3 separate regions of the Homo sapiens genome follow, and all the other regions are linked to region 2. Evidence: chromatin contacts called from ENCODE Hi-C data. All regions are on one chromosome and are shown on one strand. The core of a region is the stretch at or near the end of the contact, and the rest is flanking DNA. Distances in the headings are between cores, read along the strand shown.

Region 1 (2,874 bases), core at 233-2,732, 2.3 Mb after region 2:
GAGATCGCGCCACTGCACCCCAGCCTGGGCGACAAAGTGAGACTCCGTCTGGAAAAAAAAAAAAAAAAAAAGTGCGTCCAGACTGGGCGCGGTGGCTCACGCCTGTAATCCCAGCACTCTGGAAGGCCGAGGCGGGCGAATCACCTTAAGTCGGGAGTTTGAGACCAGCCTGACCAATATGGTGAAACCCCGACTCTACTAAAAATACAAAAATTAGCCGGGCCGGTGGCAAGCACCTGTAATACCAGCTACTCAGGAGGGTGAGGCGGAGGATGCAGTGAGCCGACATCGCGCCACAGCACTCCAGCCTAGGCAACAGAGGGAGACTCTGTCGAAAAAAAAAAAAAAAAAAAAAAAAAAGTGTCTCCATGCTAAATACTACTGGCCTTCCAGACAAAAGAGTAAAAAGGTATAAAAGGATTCTCACCTGAGGGTATCTGTCTGCCAGCTTTGTACGACAAATATAGTTTCTCATCTCCAAACTCGTATTTGAACAACTGGCACAGATTTCCCGTTTTCTCTTGAAAAAGTGCAGTACTTGAGGGGTGAGGAGGTGGTGTTAAGTTATAACATTCCGAAGTAACACTAGAAGACATGCTCAAATTGCCCTCTTCCCAAGTTTCTTCATACAGACATTAGCTTTTCTCTCAAACCAGGGTTCTTTCACTCTCACCAGATTCTTAGATCAGAAGTCCTTATATTGATTTCAATCTTCTTAGACATTGGGAACAGGAGATCATCATCAGTAGACTTTCTATTCATCACGCAGCTCCTCCCCCTCCTTAAAAATCTAGAGCGATGAAGGCAATAATTGGGGAGGCTGCGCTGTTTTGTTTTTAAAGCCGGGTTGGGAGGGAGGGAAGTGGTGGTAACTGGGACCCCTGGTCTTATAGAAGACGGTGATTAATTCCGGACTTTAAGTGAGATAACTTCGGTCTGCTTTAACCTTTTAAAAACGCCGCCATAAAACTGATTTAAAAGTCAAAGCAAAACAAAACCAACCAACGCTGCCGCTTTCGGAAGTTTCTCACCCCGGACGGGGCCCAGGAGGGCTCACCTTACTGATCCCTGCGGCGGAGAACCCCACGTCCAGCCCTTTATATTTGGTTTTCCAAAATCTGGAAATCCCCCTACAACTTCAGCTCGCCCACGGACGCGAAGATGCAGTCCTCAATCTCCGCGGCCCGAGCCCCGCAGAGCCCTTGGCCTTCTCACCCACGCTGGCGGGCGCACCCCCTGTCCCGCCCGGCCGGGGCGCCCTCCGCAGCCCGCAACCCGCAGCCCTGCAGGCCCCGCACGCTCCCCTCAGGGCCTGGAGCCCGCCCCCAGCTCCCGCTCGCCGCCGCGGAGCCCACCGAGCCGTGGCCGTCTGCCGCGCCGGCCGCGTCGTCCTGCTGCAGCTCCGCAGTCATGGCCGAGGCGCCCAGCCGCGGGTCACCGGTCTCCCGCCGCAGCCGCCGCCGGCCCAGCCTCTCAGGACTAGGCCCCGCCCCCGCCCTCCACCCCGCTCCGTCCCGCCCCCGCCCGCAGCGCGCGCCGGAGGCTTGGCCCACATGCCCCGCCCCCGGCATGCGCGCGCACGCAAGGCGCGCGGCCCGGGGCCGAACAGTTCTGCGTGCTCCCGCGCACGCCCGGCTGACCAGACGTCGGTCACGTGATCCCGGCCCCGCCTGTCGCTGTTGGTCAGCTTCACAGCCGGTGGAGGCTGCGGGCCGCGCTGCCAGTGTCCGGGAACTGGGTTTGCGAATCCTGGGAGCCGCGTTCCTGAGTCTTCTCCGCTCTCTGCCCTCAAAACCTCATTTGTAGGACTGACCTCCGGCTCCACCCTCCCCACGGGCGAGTTAAAACTGTTCCCCCGCCGTGGGAAACTGCCGAATGACCGTGGAATAAAGGATTTCCCATCAGGCTTTGTAGCCATTTCCAACTCCAATGACATGAAGAAGTGTTCACCATCTTTAAGGAGAGAAGGAGGATGAATGCAGTCGCTTGTCTAAAGCTAACCAAACGGACCAAAGCCTCCGTTCATGGGTGTCCCGCTTGGTGCCCTTAACCCTGATGCTCTTAACCTGGGCATGATAAGGAAAATTGCAGTTTTTCCATTTTCGATTTTCAGAAGTTCAAACTAAAATTTTGTGTTACTTTGTTACGTTTGAGCCAGATATTTACGATTTCATGTTAAAAGACCAGGTGCTCCTATTGAATTGTTTTTTGTTTGGTTGGTTTCGGTTTGTTTTTTTTTTTTTCTTTTTTTTTGAGACGGAGTCTCACTCTGTCCCCTCAAGCTGGAGTGCAGCCGCACGGTCTCGGCTCACTGCAACTTCCGCCTCCTGGGTTCAAGCGATTCTCCTGAGTAGCTGGGATTACAGGCACGCTGTACCACACCCAGGGTTTCACCATGTTGCCCAGGCTGGCCTCGAATTCCTGACCTCAGGTGATCCGCCCGTCTCGGCCTTCCATAATGCTGGGATTATAGGCGTGAGCCACCGCGCCAGGCCTGAATTGTATTTTCAACAACTGTGTGGGAATTGTGATTACTGAACCATGTTTCACATTTAAGATACAAATGTGTTATGATGGCAAACCCACTTGACAGGCTGCTGGGTGTCCCAAATCTGCGTAGAGGCTGAGTGTGGAAGCGCGTCTTTTAAGAGTAGCACCTACACCCTTGCCCTGGTCTGGTCTGACTCTCAAGCTACACTTTTAAGTGTGAATTTAACATGGACGGTGGCCTTTCCTATACTCCTGGCATTGTTGTCGCTGGGATTGTTATGTTTCACCTGCAGGCCTCCCTAGTCTGCATGCGGGCGCAGTTTTTGACAAAAGGAAACAGGTACAGGTCAGGTGCAGCTCCCAGGAGAGGCCAGATTACTCTCT
Region 2 (2,853 bases), core at 199-2,698:
TGGCACGATCTCGGCTCACTGCAACCTCTGCTTCCCTGGTTCAAGCAATTCTCCCTGCCTCAGCCTCCCGAGTAGCTGGGATTATAGGCGCCCACTACCACGCCCGGCTAATTTTTGCATTTTTAGTAGAGATGGGGTTTCACACAGGCTAGTCTTGAACTCCTGACCTCAGGTGATCCACCCGCCTCAGCCTCCCAAAGTGCTGGGATTACAGGCGTAAGCCACTAAGCCCGGCCCATTATTTATTCCTGATACTCAAACTGTCTCAGATTTGGTAAGGGGGGAGCACCTTCGAGCCATCTGCTTTCTTTTGACATATCTTCCTTGACATAGCCAAGAAATCTCCTTGCTTTAAGGAGCAGGATCTTTCAAGGGCATTTTATACTTTCCCTGTCTCTGCCCTCGAATGAGCCATCTCGCCACGGAGTCTGGCTCCTTTAGGTGGAGAATGGTATTTAGAAACCAAGATATAAAGGCATATGATACATCTCAAAATAGTGAGGTGTCACTGTCCCTGTTTCCTTGAGTCACATTTGGAAGCGTGGTGTGATTTATAATCCTACCTCGACTATTGCCTGTGTGACCTAGGCAATTCCCTTTATTCCTTGAGGTCTTCTTCGTCCTTTGGGGAAAAAAATTGGATTAGAGAAATATTTCTAAACTTTTTCAGAGTCACCAACGCGTTTGGGAATCTGACAGAAGCTACGGGTCCATCTCCCCAGAGACATGCTCACATAAGCAAAAACTGGCCTGTGTTTTAGGGGGTTCCAAACTCTGAAGCTCACATGAGGCTCCAAATCTCTGGATTAAGTGATCTCCAAGATCTCTTCAGCGCTGACATTGACATTCTGTGAGTCTATAAGCGACTGCACTGCTGTCAGAATGACTCCTCGGAGACATCAAAACGTGGAGGGTTTTATTATATATAGCAACGAGAAGAGAAAAGGACACAAAGAAAGGAGCCTGTGAGCAACGCATTGCTCAGCCACAGTTCTTTGCCGGTGCCAAATTTAGGACGCGCTGTACTTGTAGGTGAGAGGTTTTGGCGGGAAGGACCCCGGGTGGGCGGAGAACGCCGGGGCGGGGAAGGAGATCGCAGGCCGCATCCAGGTCTCTGCACCCCTCCGCACGGTCCGCCAGGGCTCGCTCTTGCCCTTCGCCTGGAAGGCCGAGGAACGGAGCGGGCCGAGCAGCGACCCCGCCCCTGGCAGCGGTGAGGCGGAGGGGCGAGGGGAGGGCGTCTGAGCCCGGAAGGAGCGCGCCGGCCAGGCTCGCGCCCCTCCCCGTGCGCCGTCCCCCACTCTCCAGCAGCCGACGTCGGCGGTGCTTCGGTCGCCATGGTGACCAATCCAGGCTCGGGCCCGCCCCCGCCCCCCTGCCCCGGCCCCCTGACGTCGGCGCACGTCAGCGGCGGCGCGCGCCTGGCTGGGCCCTGGGGAGCGGGAGGGAAGGAGCGAAGGAGCGAAGGAGCAAGCGGAGCGGCCGTCGCCCAAGCCAAGCCGCGCTGCCAACCCTCCCGCCCGCCCGCGCTCCTGTCCGCCGTGTCTAGCAGCGGGGCCCAGCATGGTCATGGCGGATGGCCCGAGGCACTTGCAGCGCGGGCCGGTCCGGGTGGGGTTCTACGACATCGAGGGCACGCTGGGCAAGGGCAACTTCGCTGTGGTGAAGCTGGGGCGGCACCGGATCACCAAGACGGAGGTGCGGCCCGGGGCTCGGCGGGAGCGTCCGAGGCGAGGGTTCGGGAGAGGAGCTGCTTACCGAGAGGGGCGGCCGCAGTGGTGGGACCGGGGAGACCCGAGAGGCCGCCTCACTGGCGGAGGCGAGCGGGCCTGGGACTGTGAGGACCCAGGAGGTGCAGGGGGTCGGTGAGCAGCGAAGGGATCGGGCCCGGGCACCCGGACCCGAGTGTCGTCCGACTGGAAACGCAACCAGCCGGGGCTTTGCTTTCCCCTACGCCACCCCCGGTGGCCACCCGGAATTTCGCCCAGAGCCCCCCACCCGGGCCGTGACCTGGTCTGTGGCCTCCGCTCCGGAGCCCAAGTTCCGCGTCTTCCCTGCTTTCGGCTGGGGGTGGGGTGGGAGGGGAAGTCTCGGTGTTCCCAGGCTGCGCCGTGAGAGACGTCGCCGGCCCGAGGAGGGGACCGCCTGCGCTTGGGCTCCGCGGATGGGGGATCGTGCGGCCCCCGTGACCCCGGCGCCCCTCCCCTGCCCGACGAGGAAGGGCCCCATGGCTGGGAATACCCCCACGGCCACTGTCCATCTCCTCTCCTTCCTTTTGGCCCAGGGTGTCTCTGATTTGGTGTCTGGCTAGCTTGATCTCTTGCCTGGGGCATTTCCATTTAATGCCCCAGACAATAGAACTGGTTAAAATGGTCATCTCTGCATTTGCACGGTGGGTGGATTGGTCTTCTACTTGTCTAGGGTTGTCACTGTACCAGGTGTGCATTCTGGCTGTAATACGCATTCTTTAAACCATATCAGATTCTGCCTCTACTCATAAAGCCCTCAACTGCTTCCTGACGGTGAATCCTGCACCCTCTTCATTGCACATTCTAATGCACCGCACATACTCTCTCACAAGTCTCTGTTCTTACCTAACCCGCCCCCCTTCCTTCCACTGCCTCAAGCTGCTCTCCTCAGGGTCTCTATTTTAAGACGTGCAAATTAAATACCTTAGAAGAACGGTAGAAACAAAACCATTCTTTAGAATAAAACCTAGTGGTTTTGACGTACTCTACTCTGCCTTATTGTAGTTCCTCCTGGAGTTTCATCCTTTTCCTGTTTGTTTGCCCTCCAGTTTTGGTCCTATTCTGCTTTTTCCCTTGTTAGTACGAATGTACTGGAGTTTGAGTG
Region 3 (2,885 bases), core at 213-2,712, 2.9 Mb before region 2:
TTCATCAGTTGATAGACACCTGGGTTGCTTCCACATTTTAGCTATAGTGCTGTGGTGAACACGGTATGCAAATATCTGAGACCCTGCTTTCGATTATTTTGGCTATGCATACCCAGAAGTGAAATTGCTGGCTCACGTGGAGTTCTATTTTTAATTTTTTGAGGATGTATATACACTTTCATGTAATCACTCCTTATTGAGCTTTACTGTCTACCACATCTAGTGTTCCTGAGTGTGGAAATTCTCTTGTTCACCTCCTGTCCTCACTCCCTTCCAATAAGCCATGTCTTGTTTGGAGGATGGGCATAGAGTTGAGAGTAGTGATCTGGATATGTGGGGTTGGAAAGGAAATTTGAGAGCCCAAAATTCTGCCTGTGAACTTTGAACTCAATTTTCCAATCTCCTTTGCTACAGCTAAGCTCTCCCACCCACATCCGGTGTTTTCCTGGAGGCTGTAGGTAAATGTGTCAAAAAATTCAATTCATTGAAAGCCAGTTCACTTAAATGTCCAACTTGCAATAACTTTTCTATTACCTCCTTTTTTTTTTTTTTTTGACGGAGTTTCACTCTTTCACCCAGGCTGTGGTGAAGTGGGGCGATCTTGGCTCACTATAACCTCCGCCCCCGGGGTTCAAGCGATTCTCCTGCCTCAGCCTCCCAAGTAGCTAGGATTATAGGTGTGCACCACCACGCCTGGCTAATTTTTGTATTTTTAGCAGAGACAGGGCATCACCATATTGGCCAGGCTGGTCTCGACCTCCTGACCTCAGGTGATCCACCCACCTCGACCTCCCAAATTGCTGGAATTACAGGCGTGAGCCACCGTGCCCGGCCTCTATTACCTACCTCCTTACGTTTAGTTATCATTTTGTCTCCATAAAAGCATTTTAAGGCAAATTCAATTTGATTCCGTTCCAGTTTCCTTGCTGTTGCAGCTAGAGTCTGAGGGGCCCAGAGGAAAAGGAAAACCCAGAGGGGCATAAGAAGAATATAGAATATTCATTTTTATTCCTGAGGAAGTACAACCACCATGGATGGAAATCAGAAGTCACTAACTAGCTGTTTACTTCTGGGCAAATCTTTTGGCTCGTTGGCCCGAAAAGTGCAAAACGAGGGTCACAATTTTCATTCACAGATTGTATGTGTTTACACACATACTCACGAACGCTTAGCAAAGTTGAACCTGGAGCAAATGTGTTAATAGCCCTTAAAGGGTCAGTGTATGACGTCACCATAGTAACAACAACAGTGCGCATGCGTTTTTTTTTAAAGAGCCGGCGTGCTCCCGGCTCGGCTCAGCTCGCCCCCTTCCGTGGAGTGCTGCGCCCCCGTTTCCCCAGGCTGCCCCTCCCAGCAGGAGCCAATTCGCCAATCACAGCCCTCCTTTTCCTGACGTCATTGGCGCGTGCCCCGGTTTCAAAAGCTCGGGGGCGGGCTTCTGAGTTCGCGCATGCGCCTCTGTGCGTTTGTCCCATGCTGGTTCCGTGAGTCTGGCCTTAGGTGTCTCGTGTCTGGGGTTGATCCGAGCTGTCGCCGCCGCCGCCGCAATGGGCAAAACGGCCAACTCTCCGGGTTCGGGAGCCCGACCCGACCCGGTGCGGAGCTTCAATCGCTGGAAGAAAAAACACAGCCATAGGCAGAACAAAAAGAAGCAGTTGAGGAAGCAACTGAAGAAACCCGAATGGCAGGTCGAGCGCGAGAGTATCAGCCGCCTCATGCAGAACTATGAAAAGGTGAGGCCGGCGCTGGGGAGGGGGCTCGGGCCGGCCAGCAGCGGGGCAGCGTCTCACTGCGGCGAGGAGTTGCAGAGTGGAGGCGGCGGATCTGTCACCGGGACCCGGCCGGGAATGAGAGGTCACGCCGGGTGCCACAGCTCAAACCTCTGCACCGTTCTGGCCACTCTTCTGCTTGCCACACTGTTCCTAAAAAAATAATAGAAATGCGGCCGTACCTAAGGGTAGGGAGACTAATGCTGTAATAGCTACAGTCATATTCATATTAATAATACTGATGACAATAGTGGTAATAATGACACCTACATTTTTAAGCACTCACCATGTGCTTACAGTAATTGTTTGACTTGATCTGAGGTATGGATATTAATAATCCTATTTAACAGATGAGATAATTGAGGTTCTAAGAGGAATGAAACTTGTCCGAATCTTTCACGCTTAGTAGGTGGTGTGGAATTGGAAGCTAGATCCATGTCTTTCTAATCCCAAAGCCTTTGCTTTTAACCATGAAGCCAGACTGCATCCCTCAACATCATCTATGCTCCTTCCTGTGGCCACCTCATTTTCTCCACAGGCTTCATGTCCCCATCCAAGAATTGGCCTAGAAAAGCTGGACCGCTGGTCTGTTTCTGTCACCTATCATCCCCACATTGTAGCTGGTGTTCCCAGATGAGTATACCTGTAATGATCACTTTGACCTCCTGACTTCTTCCCCCAACCTCCAGACTCCACAGGTCTGTCAATTCCTCTTTTCCCTTTCCCTAAATCCCATGTTTGTTGGTCTTCACCCACATCTTTCAGCTTCTCAGCCCCCTTCTAGTGCAGTACAATCAGGGATTTAACAGATGGAACATTCTTGTAACTAAGGTTGCCATTGTAACAAATTACCACAAACTTGGCGGCTTAAAACAACAGAGATCTTGAGGTCAGGAGTTCGAGACCAGCCTGACCAACATGGTGAAACCCCGCCTCTACTAAAAATACAAAAAAATTAGCTGGGCCTAGTGGTGGGTGCCTGTAATCCCAGCTACTCGGGAGGCTGAGGCAAGAGAATCGCTTGAACCCGGGAGGCAGAGGTTGCAGTGAGCCCAGATCGCACCATTGCACTCCAGACTGGGTGACATGAGTGAGACTCTGTCTTAAACAAACAAA

Evidence for each region. A loop is a pair of places that touch in the nucleus more often than their neighbours do. Pooled maps may share reads with other maps.
Region 1: a map of naive thymus-derived CD4-positive, alpha-beta T cell shows a loop between it and region 2 (6-fold over the local background). The contact joins the promoter of USP28 here to the promoter of SIK2 in region 2. A Hi-C loop is called at or near these places in 1 of 168 maps with a recorded cell type or tissue (naive thymus-derived CD4-positive, alpha-beta T cell), 1 of 37 single-sample maps with no recorded cell type and 8 of 50 pooled maps.
Region 3: a loop to region 2 is called in a map of naive thymus-derived CD4-positive, alpha-beta T cell, with 10 times the contacts of the local background. The contact joins the promoter of DDX10 here to the promoter of SIK2 in region 2. A Hi-C loop is called at or near these places in 1 of 168 maps with a recorded cell type or tissue (naive thymus-derived CD4-positive, alpha-beta T cell), 1 of 37 single-sample maps with no recorded cell type and 6 of 50 pooled maps.

What each region holds. Positions count from the first base shown.
Region 1 is chr11:113,874,090-113,876,963 of GRCh38, forward strand. USP28 (ubiquitin specific peptidase 28) reads right to left here and starts at 1,483. Exons shown (of 26, transcript NM_001346252.4): 1 at 1,356-1,483. The coding sequence starts at 1,412. RefSeq lists silencers at 1,182-1,541, 1,562-1,721 and enhancers at 1,458-1,752, 1,742-1,991, 2,042-2,703.
Region 2 is chr11:111,601,001-111,603,853 of GRCh38, forward strand. SIK2 (salt inducible kinase 2) reads left to right here and starts at 1,449. Exons shown (of 15, transcript NM_015191.3): 1 at 1,449-1,698. The coding sequence starts at 1,564. RefSeq lists an enhancer at 835-974 and silencers at 1,065-1,504, 2,055-2,214.
Region 3 is chr11:108,663,607-108,666,491 of GRCh38, forward strand. DDX10 (DEAD-box helicase 10) reads left to right here and starts at 1,463. Exons shown (of 18, transcript NM_004398.4): 1 at 1,463-1,733. The coding sequence starts at 1,548.